Regions from separate parts of the Homo sapiens genome. Here regions 2, 3 and 4 are each linked to region 1. The links are chromatin loops, found by intact Hi-C in ENCODE. Cell type or tissue: B cell. All regions are shown on one strand.

What was found. Hi-C counts contacts between places; a loop is a spot of excess contacts. Peaks named below come from ENCODE experiments on the same cell type or tissue, not always from the same donor. Only the 100,000 strongest peaks of a DNase experiment are listed, where the experiment ranks them.
Region 2: it touches region 1 in a loop (14-fold over the local background); 23 of 110 quality-filtered maps call a loop at or near these places.
Region 3: a loop joins it to region 1, with 7 times the contacts of the local background. A loop is called at or near these places in 6 of 110 quality-filtered maps.
Region 4: a loop joins it to region 1, with 4 times the contacts of the local background. A loop is called at or near these places in 29 of 110 quality-filtered maps.

What each region holds. Positions count from the first base shown.
Region 1 is chr7:75,527,055-75,529,554 of GRCh38, reverse strand. It overlaps the pseudogene PMS2P3. Among named protein-coding and RNA genes, the nearest start is that of SPDYE5, 36 kb to the right of the region's middle. RefSeq lists an enhancer at 1,222-1,516 and a silencer at 1,633-1,782. In B cell, no CTCF peak of the experiment used is centred here; DNase peaks (open chromatin) are centred at 1,374 and 2,084; H3K4me3 peaks cover 1,721 bases; H3K27ac peaks cover 1,757 bases.
Region 2 is chr7:75,641,844-75,644,343 of GRCh38, reverse strand. All of the region lies in intron 1 of HIP1 (huntingtin interacting protein 1), which reads left to right. Among named protein-coding and RNA genes, the nearest start is that of HIP1, 96 kb to the left of the region's middle. In B cell, CTCF peaks have their summits at 1,064 and 1,266 (motif pointing right); a DNase peak (open chromatin) is centred at 1,293.
Region 3 is chr7:75,076,213-75,078,712 of GRCh38, reverse strand. No RefSeq gene overlaps it. Among named protein-coding and RNA genes, the nearest start is that of RCC1L, 3.7 kb to the right of the region's middle. In B cell, CTCF peaks have their summits at 778 and 977 (motif pointing left); no DNase peak of the experiment used is centred here.
Region 4 is chr7:75,761,538-75,764,037 of GRCh38, reverse strand. No RefSeq gene overlaps it. Among named protein-coding and RNA genes, the nearest start is that of CCL26, 9.4 kb to the left of the region's middle. In B cell, CTCF peaks have their summits at 1,195 and 1,395 (motif pointing right); a DNase peak (open chromatin) is centred at 1,427.

The sequences.
Region 1 (2,500 bases):
GGGAGGCAGAGGTTGCTATGAGCCAAGAACGCGCCATTGCACTCCAACCTGGGCAACAAGAACGAAACTCTGTCTCAAAATAAATAAATAAATAAATAAATAAATAAATAAAATAACCAACTTTAGGATGGGTGCAGTGGCTCACGCCTGTAATCTCAGCACTTTGGGAGGCCGAGGTGGGCGGATCACCTGAGGTCAGGAGTTCAAGACCAGCCTGGCCAACATGGCGAAACCCCGTCTCTACTAAAAATACAAAAATTAGCTGGGCGTGGTGGTGGGCGCCTGTAAACCCAGCTACTCGGGAGGCTGAGACAGAAGAAGAACTGCTTCAACCCAGGCGGTGGAGGTTGCAGTGAACTGAGATCGCGCCACTGCACTCCAGCCTGGGTGAGAGAGTGAGACTCCATATCAAAAAAATGATAATAATAAAAATAAATAAATAAAAAATAAAATAACCAAGTTTAATGTATTTTTACTACAGTCAGTTTCTTAGTTCATTTGTACTGCTTTAACAGTACCTGAGACCTGGTAATTTAAAAAGAACAGTAGTTGGCCGGGCACAGTGGCTCACACCTATAATCTCAGCACTTTGGGAGGCTCAGGTGAGTGGATCACTTGAGTCCAGGAGTTCAAGACCACTCTGGGCAACATAGGGAGACCCCATCTCTACAAAAAATAATAATAATAAATAGCCAGGTGTGGTGGTGCACACCTGTAGTCCCAGCAACATGGGAGGCTGAGGTGAGTGGATCCAGGTACAGCACTTAAACACTCCTGACAATGAGTGCTGACAAAGAAAAACTGAGCAAAAGTGGAATTCGAGAGAACTCGAATTTAGCCCAGCTAAATTTTGTATTTTTAGTAGAGACAGGGTTTCATCATGTTGGCCAGGATGGTCTCTATCTCTTGACCTCGCAATCCGCCCGCCTCGGCCTCCCAAAGTGCTGGGATTACAGGCGTGAGCCACCGCGCCCGGCTACAAGTTCTTTTTTCTTTTTGTTCCTTGGAAAGCATCGCTGGGCATTTATCCTGTCCTAGTATTTGAGTGAAACTTCTCTTAGCATTTCAGCGCAGTGACCAAGAGACACCCTTTCCTTTCCTTCTCCTTATGGGAAACTCGGTTCTAACCCAGAGGACTTGGGCTCCAGGACCCAGTAAGGCAGCCCTGGACTAAAAGGGAGTAAAGACAAACGTGAAGTTCAGTCCGGTGTTCAGGGCTGCCAAAGCTCATAGCCTGGAGTTTCTTATCCTCTAGGCGGGGTAGAGACATTTAAAACCGCCCCTAAACTTGTGAGGCGCATAGGCTCATGGGAAATAGAGTCCAGTACTTGTCCGGAGACCAGCAGTGGGCCCTGGGAGGCGGACTTCCGGTGCACTCCTGCGCGTGTGCACCTCTCCCGGCGTGCGTGTTCGGGCATGCGCGCTGCCGCCGCACTGCCCTCGCTTCCTGTGAGTCTTCAGGTCGCCGCTTGCTCTCGTTCCTAGGGTTTGGCCTGCAGTGGACGAGCATCGCATAGCCTGCGGGGCTGGATGCTGACCGCCCGGGCCAGCACCTAGGCGGACGCGGAGCTGTGCAGACCAGGGTTCGCGCGGGCCGGGTGGAGGCTCAAGCGGGGACCCCGGAGCGTGAGCCCCGGAGTCGGCGGCGCTGGGGCCAGAGGGGCCGGGAGGGAGTCGGCTGAGGTGGCGGCGGAGGCGAAGTGGCGGCGGAGGCGAAGGGGCGGCGGGACCCGGGCCTGGCCCGTATGTGTCCTTGGCGGCCTAGACTAGGCCGTCGCTGTATGGTGAGCCCCAGGGAGGCGGATCTGGGCCCCCAGAAGGACACCCGCCTGGATTTGCCCCGTAGGCCCGGCCCGGGCCCCTCGGGAGCAGAACAGCCTTGGTGAGGTGGACAGGAGGGGACCTCGCGAGCAGACGCGCGCGCCAGCGACAGCAGCCCCGCCCCGGCCTCTCGGGAGCCGGGGGGCAGAGGCTGCGGAGCCCCAGGAGGGTAAGTCTGGGATTTTCGGGCCCAGAGCGAGAAGGGCCTGGGTGAAGTCACCGTGTGTTGGGGACCTTTGAGTGTGGGGCAGGGGGAGGGTCCCGATCGCTTGCAGGAGAGACGTGTGTTTGGGTTCGAGGGCAGGGTCCGGCTGCACGGAACAGGCGCTGCATGGGAAGATCTGGGAGGACGAGGCTTACGGGGGCGTGGAGGGTGTCACCACCCTCAGCTGCGGACGTCGTCTCCACTCCCCGCTAACCCCTAACAGCCCTTCCTCCTCCTCTCCGTGCTCCAGATTTCGACCGCCTCTAAACGTCCCTCAGCACCTCTGTTCTCTCATTTAAGTGTCTGCTGATTCGCCCCTTAGATCTGCCCTGGGAGAATCGTAGTAATGCAGGAACAGCCTGCAGGGATTCTCTCCTGCTGCCTCAGTTGCTAGGGGAAGAGACTGGGCCTTAGCAGGTGGGTGACTTGACCAGGTCACTGGCTTTGTGGATGGAATTACTCATAGTAGAACTC
Region 2 (2,500 bases), 110 kb before region 1:
CAGCCTGGGCAACAAGAGTGAAATTCCATCTCAAAAACAAAACAAAACAAAATTATCCAGAAGCTTCCAAGAGCTAGCCACCAAGTAAGCTGAGAGACAGGTGTGTGGAGCCAAGAGCCAGCCACCCACTGTGCTGGGTGCTTTAATTCTTACATTGACCCTGGGAGGAATAATGTTTATTAGCCTGTTTTTCAGGTAAGGAAACTGAAATTCAGAGAGGTTAAGGAACTTGCTCATATCTAGAAAGAAATGGAGCCAGAATTCAACTTGAGATCTGTCTACCTCCAGGGCCTACCCATACTTTCTTATTTCTGTTTTGGTTTTGTTTGTTTGTTTGTTTGTTTGAGACAGAGTCTTACTTTGTTACCCAGGCTGGAGTGCAGCAGCGGGATCTTGGCTCACTGCAACCTCCGCCTCCCAGGGCCAAGTGATTCTCCTGTCTCAACCTCTCGAGTAGCTGAGATTACAGGTGCCTGCCACCATGCCCAGCTAATTTTTGTATTTTTAGTAGAGACAGGGTTTCACCATGCTGGCCAGGCTAGTTTTGAACTCCTGACCTCAAGTGGTCCACCCACCTGGGCCTCCCAAAGTTCTGGGATTATAGGTGTGAGCCACCGCGCCCAGCCATACCCTATTATTTCTTTTAATAGCCATCTCTATTATGCAGGTAATAACATTTCATTACATTCTCCTTATAAAAATTAAAACACTGTAGGCAAAGTTACAGAACCTTTGGACTAACCCTTCCCATCCCACTGCCCTTCCCAGGTCTCATCCATGCACTCTTCCACAATACCTGCAAAATACGCATTGTAATAATAATACCCATTCTACGCCTTTCCTGACTTAAAAAAATTCTTTTAATTTAAATGGAAATAGAGATGGGGTCTCACTATGTTGCCTAGGCTGGTCTCGAACTCCTGGGCTCAAGCAGTCCTCCTGCCTTGGCCTCCTAAAGTGCTGGGATTACAGGCATGAGCCACCACAACTGGCCCCTTTCCTGACTTTTTAAGGGTGAAATGAAATAATGAGTAAAAATACCTTTTGTAAACGTTACAGCCCTCTGTAGACGCCTACTGCTAGCATTAGCATAGTAACATATGTTACTTAAGGCCCTTTCATAAGCAATATTTTTTATCTTAAATATCATTACTGGGAATTAATGGACTTCTATGCCTCTAAAGGAGGCTATAAAGCCTTGCCAGAGTCTGGCAGTGAAAACCTCAGTGTGGTCTTTAGGGCTAGGCTGCAGAATCTCGACTCACCAGTAGGTGTCAGCCTCTACCAAGACACGCCCACCTCACCTTCTGTACGAATTACGTCAAGGAACTGAGAGCCTTCTAGGCCTGTTGTGTGCTTTTCAGTGGATGTTAAACGTGGAGTGCTGTGGGGTTGGAATTCCGGCTGGAAGTAAGGGCCAGGGCACTCAAGATGCAAAGACCAGTGAGGCCAACTTTGGCCTGAGTTTGCTCACAGGTGAGCCAGGTAGTCCTGGGCTCAGACCCTCCCATCCTAGGGAAATGCAGGCTGTGCTCAAGGCTGTCCATTGTGGGAAGGGACTCCCAAGGGACTGGCTGTGTCCGATGGGTCAGGGAAGGTAACATTTGAGGTCAGTCCTGAAGGATGAGAAAGACACTTCTAAGCTCAGGAAGAGGGAAGGACCTTCCAGGAGCATCCTGGGCACAGATGAGCAGTTTGATGGATGGGCAGGGTGGGAGGATGAGAGAGGATAGACAAGAATGGGGGCAGATATGTCTATAGCATTGAGAACCAAATAAACCATAGAAGGGTTTTGTTTTGTTTTGTTTTGAGACAGAGTCTCACTCTGTGGCCCAAGCTGGAGTGCAGTGGTGCGATCTCAGCTCACTGCAACCTCTGTCTCTCGTGTTCAAGTGATTCTCCTGCCTCAACCTCCTGACTAGATGGGATTACAGGCATGCGCCACCACTCCCAGATATTTTTGTATTTTTAGTAGAGACGGTTTCACCATGTTGGCCAAGCTGGTCTTGAACTCCTGACCTCAGGTGATCCTCCCGCCTCAGCCTCCCAAAGTGCTGGGATTACAGGTGTGAACCGTCGTACCCAACCAGAAGGGTTTTTTGTTTTGTTTTGAAGACAGGGTCTCACTCTGTTACCCAGGCTGGTCTAGAATCCTGGCCTCAAGCAATCCTCCCACCTCAGCCTCCCAAAGTGCTGAGATTACAGGCATGAGCCACTGCACCCGGCCTGTTGTTTTTTTCTTTTTTTCTATTTGGGATGGGCTGGCCAGTAGGGAGTCACAATTAGATGTGTATAGGATGAATTGGACAGGAAGAGACTGAAGGCAGAGGCTGTTGTCGAAAGTCTTATCCAGGGAAGGAATAGTCAATAAGACATAGATTGGAAGCTACTTGCAAGAAAGAATCGCAGGGATGTGGGACCTGATTAGATGGAGTGGGAGCGGGGATTGTTGCTGGAGGAATTAAGGCTGCCTTTGAAGTTTCCAGCTTAACCAGCTCAG
Region 3 (2,500 bases), 450 kb after region 1:
ACCCTGGCCAACATGGTGAAACCCCGACTCTACTAAAAATACAAAAATTAGCCGGTCGTGGTGGCAGGTCACTGTAATCCTAGCTACTCGGGAGGCTGAGGCAGGAGAATTGCTTGAATCCGGGAGGAGGAAGTTGCAGTAAGCCAAGATCCTGCCACCGCACTCCAGCCTGGCAACAGAGTGAGACTCTGTCTCAAAAACAGACAAACAAACAAATGTAAGGTTAGTTAAGTTCACTCTTTCCCAGACTAGAGAATTTCAGCTACATCAAACGTCAAAATAATTAGAATGTGTACAGGAAAATGTCATCATAGGTGGTGAAGAAATTAGCTTGGCTAACGTTAGCAGACATTTGGATACTCTGAGATAGCTGATAGTTTGACAGTAGTACCATCTTTTCCAAGCAAAAATTTGGACAGAAATGTAAGTATTTTCTAGCATAGAACCAGTCTACAAAACCAGCCAAGTTTTTTTCATGTTTGTTTGTTTGTTTGTTTGTTTTTGAGCCAGAGTCTCTCTCTGTCGCCCAGGCTGGAGAGCAGTGGCGCAATCTGGGCTCACTGCAACCTCTGTCTCCTGGGTTCAAGCATTTCTCATGCCTCAGCCTCCTGTGTACCTAGGATTAAAGGCACCTGCCACCACGACCGGCTAATTTTTTTTTTGTATTTTTAGTAGAGATAGCATTTCACCATGTTGGCCAGGCTTGTCTTGAACTCCTGACCTCAGGTGATCTACCTGCCTCGACCTCCCAAAGTGCTGGGATTACAGGCGTGAGCCACCACGCCAAGCCAGAAAAGTAAGTATTTTCTAGCACAGAAGCAGTCTACAAAACCAACCAAGTTTTGATAGCAAAATAGAAAAGCCCAGTTGTGGCTACAAATCCAGCTCTTTATTGGCCAAATAGACGTTTAGGATGTTTTAGCCTTTCATAGGAGACAGAATTGGTGGGTAAGTATTGCCACCCCGTGGCTGCGGTTCACATTGCAGTTTGTCCTTTTATCTTCAAAATACTAAACCAAGGCTTGTGTCCTTTGGATATCCCCTAATAGTAAAATGTTTTAGAAATTTGAGAAACTCACATAGGGTTATTAAAATATTGACAAGTAAAAAAAATTTTAAAACCTACTATCCTATTGTCATTATGAGTTTGTAAAAGACCAGACGTTGAGCCAGGTGGGATGGCTCACGCCTGTAATTCCAGCACTTACAGAGGCCAAGGCAGGTGGATCACCTGAGGTCAGGAGGTGGATCACCTGAGGTCAGGAGGTGGATCACCTGAGGTCAGGAGTTCGAGACCAGCCGGGCCAATATAGTGAAACCCCGTCTCTACTAAAAATACAAAAATTAGCCAGGCATTGTGGTGGGTGCCTGTAATCCTAGCTATTTGGGAGGCTGAGGTAGGAGAATCACTTAGAACCCAGGAGGCGGAGGTTGTAGTGAGCCGAGACTGTGCCACTGCACTCCAGCCTTGATGAAAAAGCCAGACTTTGAAAAAACAAAAAAATCAGATGTTGAAAACCAAAAAACTAGAAAGGACACAAACTCAGATAAAAGGACAGTCCTGCTTATGAAAGTTCAGTTCAAAATTTTTCTTTTCTTTCTTTCTTTTTTTTTTTTTTTTTGAGACAGGGTTTGTTCTGTCACCCAGGCCGGAGTGCAGTGGTGCAAATGCAGCTCACTACAGCCTCGACCTCCCAGGCTCAAGAATCCTCCCACCTCAGTCTCCCAAGTAGCTGGGACCACAGGTGGGCTCCAACATGCCAGGCTAATTCTTAAATTTTGTATACAGACAAGGTCTTGTTATGTTGCCCAGGCTGGTCTCGAACTCCTGGGCTCAAGCAGTCCTCCTGCCTTAGCCTCCCAAAGTGCTGGGATTATAGGCATGAGCCACTCCACCCAGCTGAACTGTGTATGCATTTCGTAAATATATAAATATTCCCTATATTAACTATTAATATTAACTATATTTATAATATTTACATAATTGTCCTTTATCAATATATGTCTCAGATTTATCAACTCAAGTGCAGCCAAATTCTGTCTCTAAAAAATGAGTAAATAAATGAATAAATAGGCCGGGCACGGTGGCTCATGCCTGTAATCCCAGCACTTTGGGAGGCCGAGGCGGGTGGATCACCTGAGTTCAGGAGTTCGAGACCAGCCTGGCCAATAGGGTGGAGCCCCGTCTCTACTAAAAATACAAAACAAAATTAGCCGGGCGTGGTGGTGGGCGCCTGTAATTCCAGCTACTCAGGAGGCTGAGGCAGGAGAATCGCTTGAGCCAGGAGGTGGAGGATGCAGTGAGCTGAGGTCACGCCACTGTACTCCAGCCTGGGCAACAAAAGTGAAACTCCGTCTCAAAAAAATAAAAAATAAAGGAATAAAGACAGAGATAAGGAATAAAGGAATAGAGACGGAGATAAGTTTTTTTTGTTTTTTTGTTTTGAGATGGAGTCTCGTTCTGTCGCCCAGGCTGGAGTGCAGGGGCACGATCTCGGCT
Region 4 (2,500 bases), 230 kb before region 1:
ATCTCAAAAAAAAAAAAAAAGAAAAAAGAAAAGAATGTCAGGGTCACGTTTTTCAGAAGGCCTCGGTGATTTTTGTCATGTCCCCAAACAGCAGTGGCTGTCTCTGGCCTCTGGCACCTTTTGTTTCCCGTGTACAGCGCTTTTATACAATTGTAATATGGTGATTGATGTTCTTAGCTCTGCTACCAGACTGAAGCCTCCTGCGTTTGGGGATTAATTCATTTTTTTAGTTAAAAAAAATATTATTGGCCGAGCGTGGTGGCTCATGCCTGTAATCCCAGCACTTTGGGAGGCCAAGGTGGGCAGATCACGAGGTCAGGAGTTCGAGACCAGCCTGGCCAATATGGTGAAACCCTGTCTCTACTAAAAATACAAAAATTAGCTGGGCATGGTGGCACGTCCCTGTAATCCCAGCTACTCGGGAGGCTGAGGCAAGAGAATTGCTTGAACCAGGAAGTTGGAGGTTTCAGTGAGCTGAGATTGTACCACTGCACTCCAGCCAGGGTGACAGAATGAGACTCTGTCTCAAATAATAATAATAATAAATTAGTATTATGAAGCCTGGTGCAGTGGATCACACCTGTAATCCTAGCACTTTGGGAGGCTGAAGTGCGAGGATCATCTGAGCCCGGGAAGTTGGAGGGTGCAATCAGCAGAGATTGCACCACTGCACTCCAAGCTGGGTGACAGAGCGAGAGCCTGTTTTTTTTTTTTTTTTTTAAGTATTATTATAATTACAAAAAAAATTTTTGGGGCCGGGCCCAGTGGCTCATCCCTATAATCCCAGCACTTTGGGAGGTGGAAGCTGGCAGATCACTTGAGGCCAGGGGTTCAAGACCATACTGGCCAACATGATGAAACCCGTTTCTACTAAAAATGCAAAAATTAGCCAGGTGTGGTGGCACCTGCCTGTAATCCCAGTTACTCGGGAGGCTGAGGCGGGAGAATCGCTTGAATCTGGGAGGTGGAGGTTGCAGTGAGTTGAGATCACACGGCTGCACTCCAGGCCAGGCGACGGAGTGAGACTGCGTCTCAAAAAAAAAAAAAAAAATTATAGAGACAAGGTCTTATGTTGCCCAGGCTGGTCTCAAACTTCTAGCCTCAAGTGAGCCCCAAAAGTGCTCACTCAGACTCCCAAAGTGCTGGGATAACAGATGTGAGCCACACCACCCAGGCCTCAGGGATTAATTCTATCTTGCACAAATGAAAGACTTGGGAAACATCTGTGTAATATGCCACCAAATACAAATACTGCCAGACACCCTTTGCCCAGGCTCAACTCTGAATCAGAGCAGAGTACCTAGGGGAAGAGATCCAGACATCCAAGCTTGCAAGACAAATTCCTGGTTGAGAGCTCTATAAAGAAGAGGGACTTCTAGCTGTAGTTCTACAAGTTTACCAGCAGATGGGAACAGTCTCCTACCATCTTTTAAAGTTTCCTACCACTGCACTGTTGACAACTGGCAGATTTACAGAAAAGTCTATTCTGTGAGTCTTTACCAAGGATCTACTTGAAATCTAGAGTCATGTGCAATCTCTTTGGGAGGCGGGCAGGGAAGAGACAAAAGTGAAGGAAGACTGAGCTCAATCTTCAGAGGGTACATTTCATTGGAGAGCAATGAAATACACACAAAGCAATTAAGATCCCCTACAAGATAACACACCTGAGAGTTTGACGGGAGACACTATCTCCTTGGGCTTCAGTTTCACGAAATGAGGAGGGAGAAATTGAAGACATTCACAGTGGCTGGCGCGGTGGCTCACGCTTGTAATCCCAGCACTTTGGGAGGCTGAGGCAGGCAGATCACCTGAGGTCAGGAGTTCGAGAGCAGCCTGACCAGTATGGTGACACCTCGTCTTTACTAAATACAAAAAAATTAGCCGGGCATGGTGGCGCATGCCTGTAATCCCAGCTACTTGGGAGGCTGAGGCAAAAGAATTGCTTGAACCCAGGAGGCAGAGGTTGCAGTGAGCTGAGATTGCACCATTGCACACCAGCCTGGATGACAAGAGTGAAACTCCATCTCAAGAAAAAAAAAAAAAAGAGGAAGAAGACATTCATAGTGTCCCAACCTAGGTGCACATCAACAGTGGACTGGATAAAGAAAGTGGGGTACATATACACCAAGGAATACTATGCAGCCATAAAAAGAATGAAATCATGTCCTTTGCAGTAACATGGATGCAGCTGGAGGCCATTATCCTAAGTGAATCAACACAGAACCAGAAAACCAAATATAGCATGCTGTCCCTTACAAGTGGGAACTAAGCACTGAACACACAGGGACATAAAGATGTGAACAATAGCCCAGGTGCAATGGCTCACGCCTGTAATCCCAGCACTTTGGGAGGCCGAGGCAGGAGGATGACTTGAGCTCATGAGTTCAAGAGCAACCTGGGCAACATGGCGAAATGCCGTCTCTACCAAAAATACAAAAAATTAGCTGGGTGTGGTGGTGCACACCTGTGGTTCCAACTGCTTGGGAGGCTGATGTGGGAG